Regions from separate parts of the Homo sapiens genome. Here region 2 is linked to region 1. A link is a contact called in ENCODE Hi-C or POLR2A ChIA-PET data. All regions are on one chromosome and are shown on one strand. Each heading gives the region's core, a stretch centred on a gene start or an enhancer-like site at or near the end of the contact. The rest is flanking DNA. Distances are from core to core; before and after follow the strand shown. Region 1 holds the start of IQGAP1 (IQ motif containing GTPase activating protein 1). Region 2 holds the start of SEMA4B (semaphorin 4B).

What was found. A loop is a pair of places that touch in the nucleus more often than their neighbours do. ChIA-PET counts read pairs that join two places held with the same protein, here RNA polymerase II (POLR2A). Pooled maps may share reads with other maps.
Region 2: a loop to region 1 is called in a pooled map, with 3 times the contacts of the local background. The contact joins the promoter of SEMA4B here to the promoter of IQGAP1 in region 1. A Hi-C loop is called at or near these places in 1 of 168 maps with a recorded cell type or tissue (B cell), 1 of 37 single-sample maps with no recorded cell type and 4 of 50 pooled maps. POLR2A ChIA-PET finds 5 or more read pairs at or near these places in 5 of 52 experiments (CD4-positive, alpha-beta T cell, HCT116, T-cell and 2 more).

The regions. Positions count from the first base shown.
Region 1 is chr15:90,386,488-90,390,539 of GRCh38, reverse strand. It overlaps IQGAP1 (IQ motif containing GTPase activating protein 1), which reads right to left and starts at 2,298. Exons shown (of 38, transcript NM_003870.4): 1 at 2,144-2,298. The coding sequence starts at 2,198. RefSeq lists a silencer at 1,795-2,574.
Region 2 is chr15:90,199,029-90,203,080 of GRCh38, reverse strand. SEMA4B (semaphorin 4B) reads right to left here and starts at 1,751. Exons shown (of 14, transcript NM_198925.4): 1 at 1,346-1,751. The coding sequence starts at 1,502. RefSeq lists a silencer at 1,300-2,059 and an enhancer at 1,232-2,203.

The DNA.
Region 1 (4,052 bases), core at 1,049-3,548:
AGTGTAATCTTGAAAAATACTGTCTTGAGATTTTGGCACAAATCTGTCCCTATCTGCCAGAACTCCTTCTAAATACAGATCTGATAATATTGTTTCCCTCTTTTATTAATGACCAAAGCCAGCAGTTATTGAGACATAAGTGGCAGTAATTGTACGAAGCATTTTACACGCATTCTCTCATTGAAACCCCACAACAATCCTGTGATTATCACTCCTATTTTACAGACGAAGAAACTGAGGCTGGGTGAACTCAGCCCCATGGCAAATAAGTGACAGGGCCTGAATCCAAACCTGGAGAGTCTGTCTCCAAAGCCTGAGCTTAACCTTGAAGCAATCTGCTTCCTTCATGGGCACCAGGTGTGGAATAAATTCCTAACTCCTTGGGAAGGCATTCAAGGCCTTTCCCAGTCTGGTCCCAACTATTTTTGGAAACTCTCCTCTTCCCTTCCTCCCACCACTGTGCAGTCTACATCACTCAGTTCCCAACACAGTATCCCTCTACTTTCAATACCTTTGTTTATGCTCTTCCCTCAGGTCCTGTCTCTTGTTCCACATGCCCTATCAAACTTTTTTTTTTTTTTTTTTGAGACAGGGTCTTGTTCTGTCACTCCGGCTCGAGTGCAGTGGCACAATCATGGCTTACTGCAGCCTCGACTTTCTGGGCTCAAATGATCCTCCTACCTCAGCCCCAAGCAGCTGGGACCACAGGCATGGGCCACCACGCCTGGCTAATTTTTTTTTTTTTTTTTAAGAGATGGAGTCTCACTGTGCTGCCCAGGCTGGTCTCAAACTCAAGGCCTCAAACTATCCTCTCACCTCGGACTCCCAAAGTGCTGGGATTACACGCAGGAGTCACTATGCCTGGCCACCTGTCAAACTTTCTACACAGCATTCTTCAAGGCTCTGTTCAAATGTCACCTTCAGGCCAGGTGCAGTGGCTCACACTTTGGGAGGTCGAGGCGTGGGGATCATTTGAGATCAGGAGTTTGAGACCAGCCTGACCAACACAGTGAAACCCTGTCTCTACTAAAAATACAAAAATTAGCCAGTGTGGTGGCCGACGCCTGTACTCGGGAGACTGCAGGAGAATCGCTTGAACCTGGGAGGTGGAGTTTGCAGTGAGCTGAGATTGCACCACTGAACTCCAGGCTGGGCGACCAGAGCAAGACCCCCTGTCTCCAAAAAAAAAAAAAAAAAAGTCACCTCCCGTGCTCATACTGTCTTCCCCAGGCCCCTTCTCCTTACCTACATTACTCTGTATGGCTAGTAAGTTCAGCATCTTTTATCATTATTGCACCTTATAATCATTAGCTTGCACACCTGACTCTCTGATTAAAACGCTCTTTGGAGACAGGGCCTGATCTTACTCATCTTTAATTTCACAAACGTGGCACAATACCTCACGTATAACTGTTGATGCGTGAAATGTTGATCCTTTAAAAAAGAACATTATTCCCACAATATAAAATAAAACCGAAAACCTCAAAATCCCAAAGGGTCCTCCTTTAGCCAATCCTGCCTGCAGTTCAATGACGTCCAGGGCCGACAACAGAAAATGAGGAAGTCAGAGGATTTTCTGCTTCTTTTTTTTTTCTTTATTACTATTTTACTTTTGAAATCTTGAGGAGGGAACTAAGCCCGAGAAAACTGAAGTGACTTGCCCAGGACGGCACCTCGTAGCTAGCCTGGGACCGGACAGGTCTGGACCCTGGTCTATCCCTTGGGTCTACCCCGCAGGCAACACTAGGGCAGCGCCTTTCCACGAAACGGGCAGAGCCCGCGTACCCAGACCCCCAATCCCCGGGACACGCCCTGCGCGGTCATCCTGCCACCTCACTCTAGGCCGTCTTCCCCAATCTCGGCCGAGCCTGGGCGGCGAGAGGCGCTGGGTGGGGCTCCCCCTACCGCGGCCCCAGCTAAGGCGGGAGGCCTCGGGGGTCCTCTCCGCCGCCTCGGACCCCGAGGGGGCGCGAACCAGGGGCCTCCCCGCCCGCCGCCCGCCGCCCCACCGGGACGGCTCTTCCGGGTCCGAGCTGCCGGCAGCCGCCCTGCCCCACCCGCCCGGCCGAGCCCCCAGGAAAATCGCGCCTCGTCTGCAATTAGCCCAGCCCGAAGCCCCCGCGCCGCGGAGCCCCGCACTCACAGCCATAGTGCGGCCGGGCCACGCCCAGCCCGTCAACCTCGTCTGCGGCGGACATGGCGGACGAGCCCGAGTCTCTGCTGAGGAAGCCGTGAAACCTTGGAGGCGCGGACGGCGGTAGCTACAGCTCCTGCCAAGTGCGCGGGCTTGCCGGGGTCCCCGAGGCCCCGCCCCGTGCCGTCAGCCCCACCCCGCAGGCCCCGCCCCAGCGGCACCGCCCCAGCGACACCGCCCTGAGCGGCCGGAAAGAGGCGGGGCCAGAGTCACCGTGCCCCGCCCCTAACTCCGCCCCCTCAGCCCGGCCCCGCCCTGCATCCCGCTATGGTCTCCGTAGGCGGAAGGAAGAAGGTAGAGCCCATCCTCCAATCGGGCTCACGCTGAGCTTGCCCTGCCGGGAATGCCCGCCCAGGTTTATAGCCCCGCCCCCAAGGCCACTGCCCTATCCGCAACTCTAACCGAAAGGCTGCCGGTGTCTGCTGCCTGAAATCAAAATAGTGGGTCATCTCCCTTCTCTTGCCGGCCCAGCTAACCTCTGCACCAATATTTGGAGAAGACACCCTTTGAGGTGACCCAGGTTGTCTTGTTGGACACAAGCAGGCCCCAAACTGCCATGAAAGCCCTCCAACCCCACTCTCCGCAGTTTGGCAACCTGGCCTCAGTCCTCTTAGATTCGGCAGCAGTCACCAGATTACCCAGGTACCCAGGTATTTGAGATGCGGATGCTAAAGCCGAACTCTGTCCAAATTCCCTACCTTTGGATCCCTTGACATTGTTCTTTGCAAGTTCTTTTTAAAATAACTCTTTTCCCGTATCAGGGATGCCTCTGCCCCCTGCACCTTGTGGCTTGCCCTTCAGATATTGGTATTCAACGGTATTCTGTCCGCAGCCCTCTTCTGTTTATTCTTTTTTCTTTTCTTTCTTTCTTTTTTTTTATTTTCTTTTTTTTTTGAGACGGAGTCTCGCTCTGTCGCCCAGGCTGGAGTGCAGTGGCGCGATCCGGGCTCACTGCAAGCTCCGCCTCCCGGGTTCGCGCCATTCTCCTGCCTCAGCCTCCCGAGTAGCTGAGTCTACAGGCACCCGCCACCGCGCCCGGCTAAGTTTTTGTATTTTTAGTAGAGACGGGGTTTCACCGTGTTAGCCAGGATGGTCTCGATCTCCTGACCTCGTGATCCACCCGCCTCGGCCTCCCACAGTGCTGGGATTACAGGCGTGAGCCACCGCGCCCGGCATTTTTTTTTTTTTTTTTTTTTTGAGACGGAGTTTTGCTCAGTCGTTCAGGCTGGAGTGCAGTGGCGCGATCTCGGCTCACTGCAACCTCCGCCTCCCGGGTTCAAGCGACTCTCCCGCCTCAGCCTCCCAAGTAGCTGGGATTATAGGTGCCCGCCACCACGCCCAACTACTTTTTTTGTATTTTTAGTAGAGGCAGGGTTTCACCATGTTGATCAGGCTGGTCTCGAACTCCTGACCTCAGGTAATCCACCCGCTTCTGCTTCCCAAAGTGCTGAGATTACAGGTGTGAGCCACCGCGCCCGGCCCTCTTCCGTTTATTCTTTGCCTACTCAGTAATCTTTTCTACACTCGCCTATAACTGCTGAGGACCCCTCGATATGTATCACCAGACCAGATCGTCTGGAAGTCCCTCAGTATTTTCAGCTAATGAACACTTTCACCTGTGTATAGGGCAGACACTTCAAATCCCACGTGTCAAATACTGACCCTGCTCCTGCTATATTCTCTATTCACAGAAGTACTCAATTCCCAGTGGGAACACCCCAGGCTCCTTGCCTCGCACCCTACATCCAATCTGTGTTTATTTCTGAGATGTCTACTTTTGTCTCCATCCCTGTTGTGATTACACTGTAGTCGCCCTTCTGCCAACTAGATCCTCACAGTTATCAGGGTGTTCTCTCTA
Region 2 (4,052 bases), core at 502-3,001, 190 kb after region 1:
CTACCTTGAGGTAGGTTCTGTTATTATACCTGTTTTACAGATGAAGAAATCAAGACCCAGAAACTTTAAGTAGCCTGCTCAAGGTCACATGGTTACTAAGTGGCTGAGGTAGCATTTGAACCCAGGTCATCTGCAGTATTTCAGACAGGGGTTCAGGTAGGGTTACTTGAAGCCGCTAGGGCCCTGCCTTAATTTAAGTGCTGATTCTACTATTTCCCTTTGTAAACAGGATGCTTTTAGAGGTGGGGATGCTGTGAGGAGATGGAAGTCTGGGACAGTTTCAGTCTGTAACCTCTAATTCATACATGCTTTATTCCAAGTCATACAATATGACAACCAACAAGTTAAAGGGCTTGCGGATACATCTGTTGGGCACTTATAAACTTCATACCCGAGTAACACACCTTGCAAGGCACCTACGACTGCCTATTTTGCAGATGAGAAAGGTGGGGCACTGGGAGCAGAAGGCACTTACTTGCCCAGTGGAAGAAATGGGCTTGGGATCCAGGACCCTCTGAATCTAAAGCCCAAGTGCCCCAAGAAGAGCTGGAGAAGCAACCGGATGGAAGGGAAAAGGAGAGGGAAGGGCGGAGGGCTGAAACAGGAGGTGGCCACAGAAGCAGATGTGAGGACCAGGAAAGGAACCCAGCCAACCAGGATGCTACTCCCAGGTCACTCTGAGGAGGGGTCGCGCCCAGGACTTGGGAATGTCAGCGCCCAGAGCTGCCCCCATCCGCAGTCTGTTCGCTCCCAGGACTTGGGAATGTCAGCGCCCAGAGCTGCCCCCATCCGCAGTCTGGTCGCTCCCAGGGCCTGGAGGTCTCTCCATGCTGGGGCTTGGGGCTGCACTGGCAAGCCAGGGATGGAGGGGCGGAGAGGGAGGATCGGGCGCCTGCCCGCCCACCACAGCTCCCGGCCCTGCTGCGACTTGCTGGGAATACCAGAACCCCAGTGTTTATAGGACTGCAAGCAGTGGCCTCCCTCTACCCCGAGCCGCCCTCGGGGGCGGCACCGCGGTCGGCTCTGGTCAGCATCAAAGACAAGTAGATGGGCAGGCGGACCCCGCCGAAAGTGCATCCTCCTAAGGGAACTAGGGGGGACGACAGAGCGGGCTAGACCCCATCCCTACGCAGAAAGAAAACTGAAGAAAGGGGCCAGCGGCCCCACAGCTCCCCTCTCCTCTCCCTCCCTCCGCGCAGCGCCTTGAAAAAAGAAGGGGTCCTAATGGATCCCGTGCCTCCGACAGGTCCCCTCCTTGGTCCTTTGTCACGGCCACCTCCGCACGAGGCACGTCCCCGGCAGCCTTCCTTCCCCCGGCCCGCGTCCCCGGGTCCCCGGCACTCACCCAGAGGCAGGCTGATCCGGGGGCTGAGCGCCCAGGTCGGAGGCGGCGGCTGCAGCAGGAGCAGCAGCAGCAGGAGCAGCAGCAGCGGTGGCCGAGGCGGCAGCGCGCCCCATGGGGCGGCGAGCCAGCTCCTCAGGCCCATCGCGGTGCGCAGCATTCGGAGAGCAGGAGCGACGGTGTCCCGCGGCTCGGGCTCAGGTGGCTCGGCCGGACTCACGGGCGGCAGCTCCGCCCCGCGGTCCGCCCCCGAGTCGCCCCGGGGGCCCCCGCCTCCGGACCTGGGGGGCGGGAGGTGGGAAACAGGGTCAAGTGGGCCCTGGCAAACTCAGCCCCTCCGCGGGGCACCGCAGTCCTCCCGCCGGCGCCGGCCCCGCAGCCTCGGCTTGGGCAGAGCTCACCCGCAAGCGGCGGAGGGCGGGGCTGAAGGAGGAAGTCGGCCGTGAGCCCGGCCGGCCCGCCCCCTTCCCCCTTCCTCCTTCCCGGGCGCTGGCAGCGCGAGGGGCGGCAGCTCGGGGCGCTGCCGCAGGGGCCAAGCCCGGGATCAGTAGCCCCGGCGGCCGCCGGAGCGCTGGGACGCGGACGAAAGCCGACCCCCAGCTCCCCGCCCCCACTGCTCAGACCCTCCCACCGCCGCCCAGGCCCTGGCCCCTTCCGGCTCCTCTGGGACCCTCTGCTAGTGGCGTTGGTTTGGGGACACGCTGCGTCCCCGCTATGCGCCTAGGGAGTTAGGGGGCGGATGGTGATTAGGCCTTGGTCTCCTCCCTTTAGGCGCCCCCTCCGCTCTTGCTCCTGGCGACCCCCTTGTTCCTGCGACCAAATGAACTCGGCCGAGCTCGTGCTGACACTGGGGCTAGCAGCTTGAGAGTCCAATTTTTGCACAGGTCAATCCACTGCAAGTCATGGCTGGGCATTCACTACAAGCTCAGCACTTAGTCTAGGCACCCTGCGGGCTTGTCCGCTTAATATTCTGTCCACGCGAAGCCCTCGGGTGGGGGAAGGGCAAGATTAGCTTAAGTGGGATAATAGGATTTAATGTACTGCTGAGGAGGTAAAACCTTCACAACCTGCACGTGACCCGGCAGGGGAAGGGAACCCCTAAGACTGGAGTGGAAGCCCAGAGGCACCCACCCCTAATCCTCCTGGCTCCTAACATCTCCACGGGTGGAGTTCAGCTCTGCTGAGACCAGGGGTTTCCAACTGCAGCCTGGACCATTAGCAGATTCTGAAATCAATTTAGTGGATCCCAACAGCATTAAGAAACAAACAAAACATAGAAACTATCTAAGCAATAATCTCAAAGGATAAGTAATTTTGGGAAAGCTACTTCAACTTTTCCTAAGTGTGCACAGGATTACAGAAAAATGTAGTAGTTCCTCCTGTAGTTAAGAGTCCAAAAGAGTGAAAGCCTCTGCTAGTTATTTCCATGGCAGTAGAGACCATCGCTCCATAAATTTGCTGCAATTGCAGGAAAGCTCCTCTTCACCCCCAGCCAAAATCAGCCTCCTCAGAGCACCTCTTTTCCTCTCCTCCCGACTTTCAGGGTCTGCCACATCTGCTCCCACAACAGGGATGCTGTCAAGAGGGTGGGCACAGCACCCACATGGTCCCAGGTCTCCTTTCTTACAGCTAAGTTTCCTCATGCTGCATGATTTCTGTACCTCCATCACCTTCTGTGGACATGGTGCAGGCTAGCAGCATCCCTTTTAAAGGGGCTCCCAGAACTGGACACAGAATTCCACATGGGATATGGACAGCACCAAGCACCCACAGTGCTACTATTGCCCAGGTTTGGATGCTTACTCTAAATGGGTTCAATCCACCTACAGCCAGTGATACCCAAACCCCTATCTGCCGCCTAGTCCAGCCCTGCTCAGCCCTTAACTCCAAAAGGCCTCAACTTTTTTTTTTTTGAGACAGAGTCTTGCTCTTTTGCCCAGGCTGGAGTGCAATGGTGCAATCTCCACTCACTGCAACCTCTGCCTTCTGGGTTCAAGTGATTCTCCTGCCTCAGCCTCCCGAGTAGCTGAGATTACAGGTTTATGCCACCACACCCCGCTAATTTTTTGTATTTTTAATAGAGACAGGGTTTCACAATGTTGGCCAGGCTGGTCTTGAACTCCTGACCTCGTGATCCACCTGCCTTGGCCTCCCAAAGTGCTGGGATTTCAGGCGTGAGCCACCACACCTGACCCGGCCTCAATATTTCTACTTGGCTGTCTGAAAACCATCTCGAGCCCAACATGTCCCAAACTAAGCTCCTGATCTCTCCCCCTTCTCAAAAATGTGCTCCACCTACAGCCTTCCCCATTTCATTTAATGGCAATTCCATCTTTAAATTGCTCAGGCCAAAACCCTCAGCTCCTCTCATTATCTCACTCCTCACATCCAGTCCATTAGAAAATCTATAATCTGACCACTTCCCAGCTCCCTAGGGCCCAGGCACCACCCTCTTTCTCCTGGTTACTGCAAGGGCCTCCTAACTGTTCTCCCCGTTTCCTCCTTGGTTCCCCTACAATCTATTCTCAACACAGCAGCTGGAGTGAGTCTTTAAAACACAAGCCAGGACAGGGGTGGTGGCTCACGCCTGTAATCCCAGCACTTTGGTGGGCCGAGGCGGGCAGATCACTTGAGGTCAGGAGTTCAAGACCAGCCTGGCCAACATGGTGAATCCCCATCTCTACTAAGAACACAAAAATTAGCTGGGCAT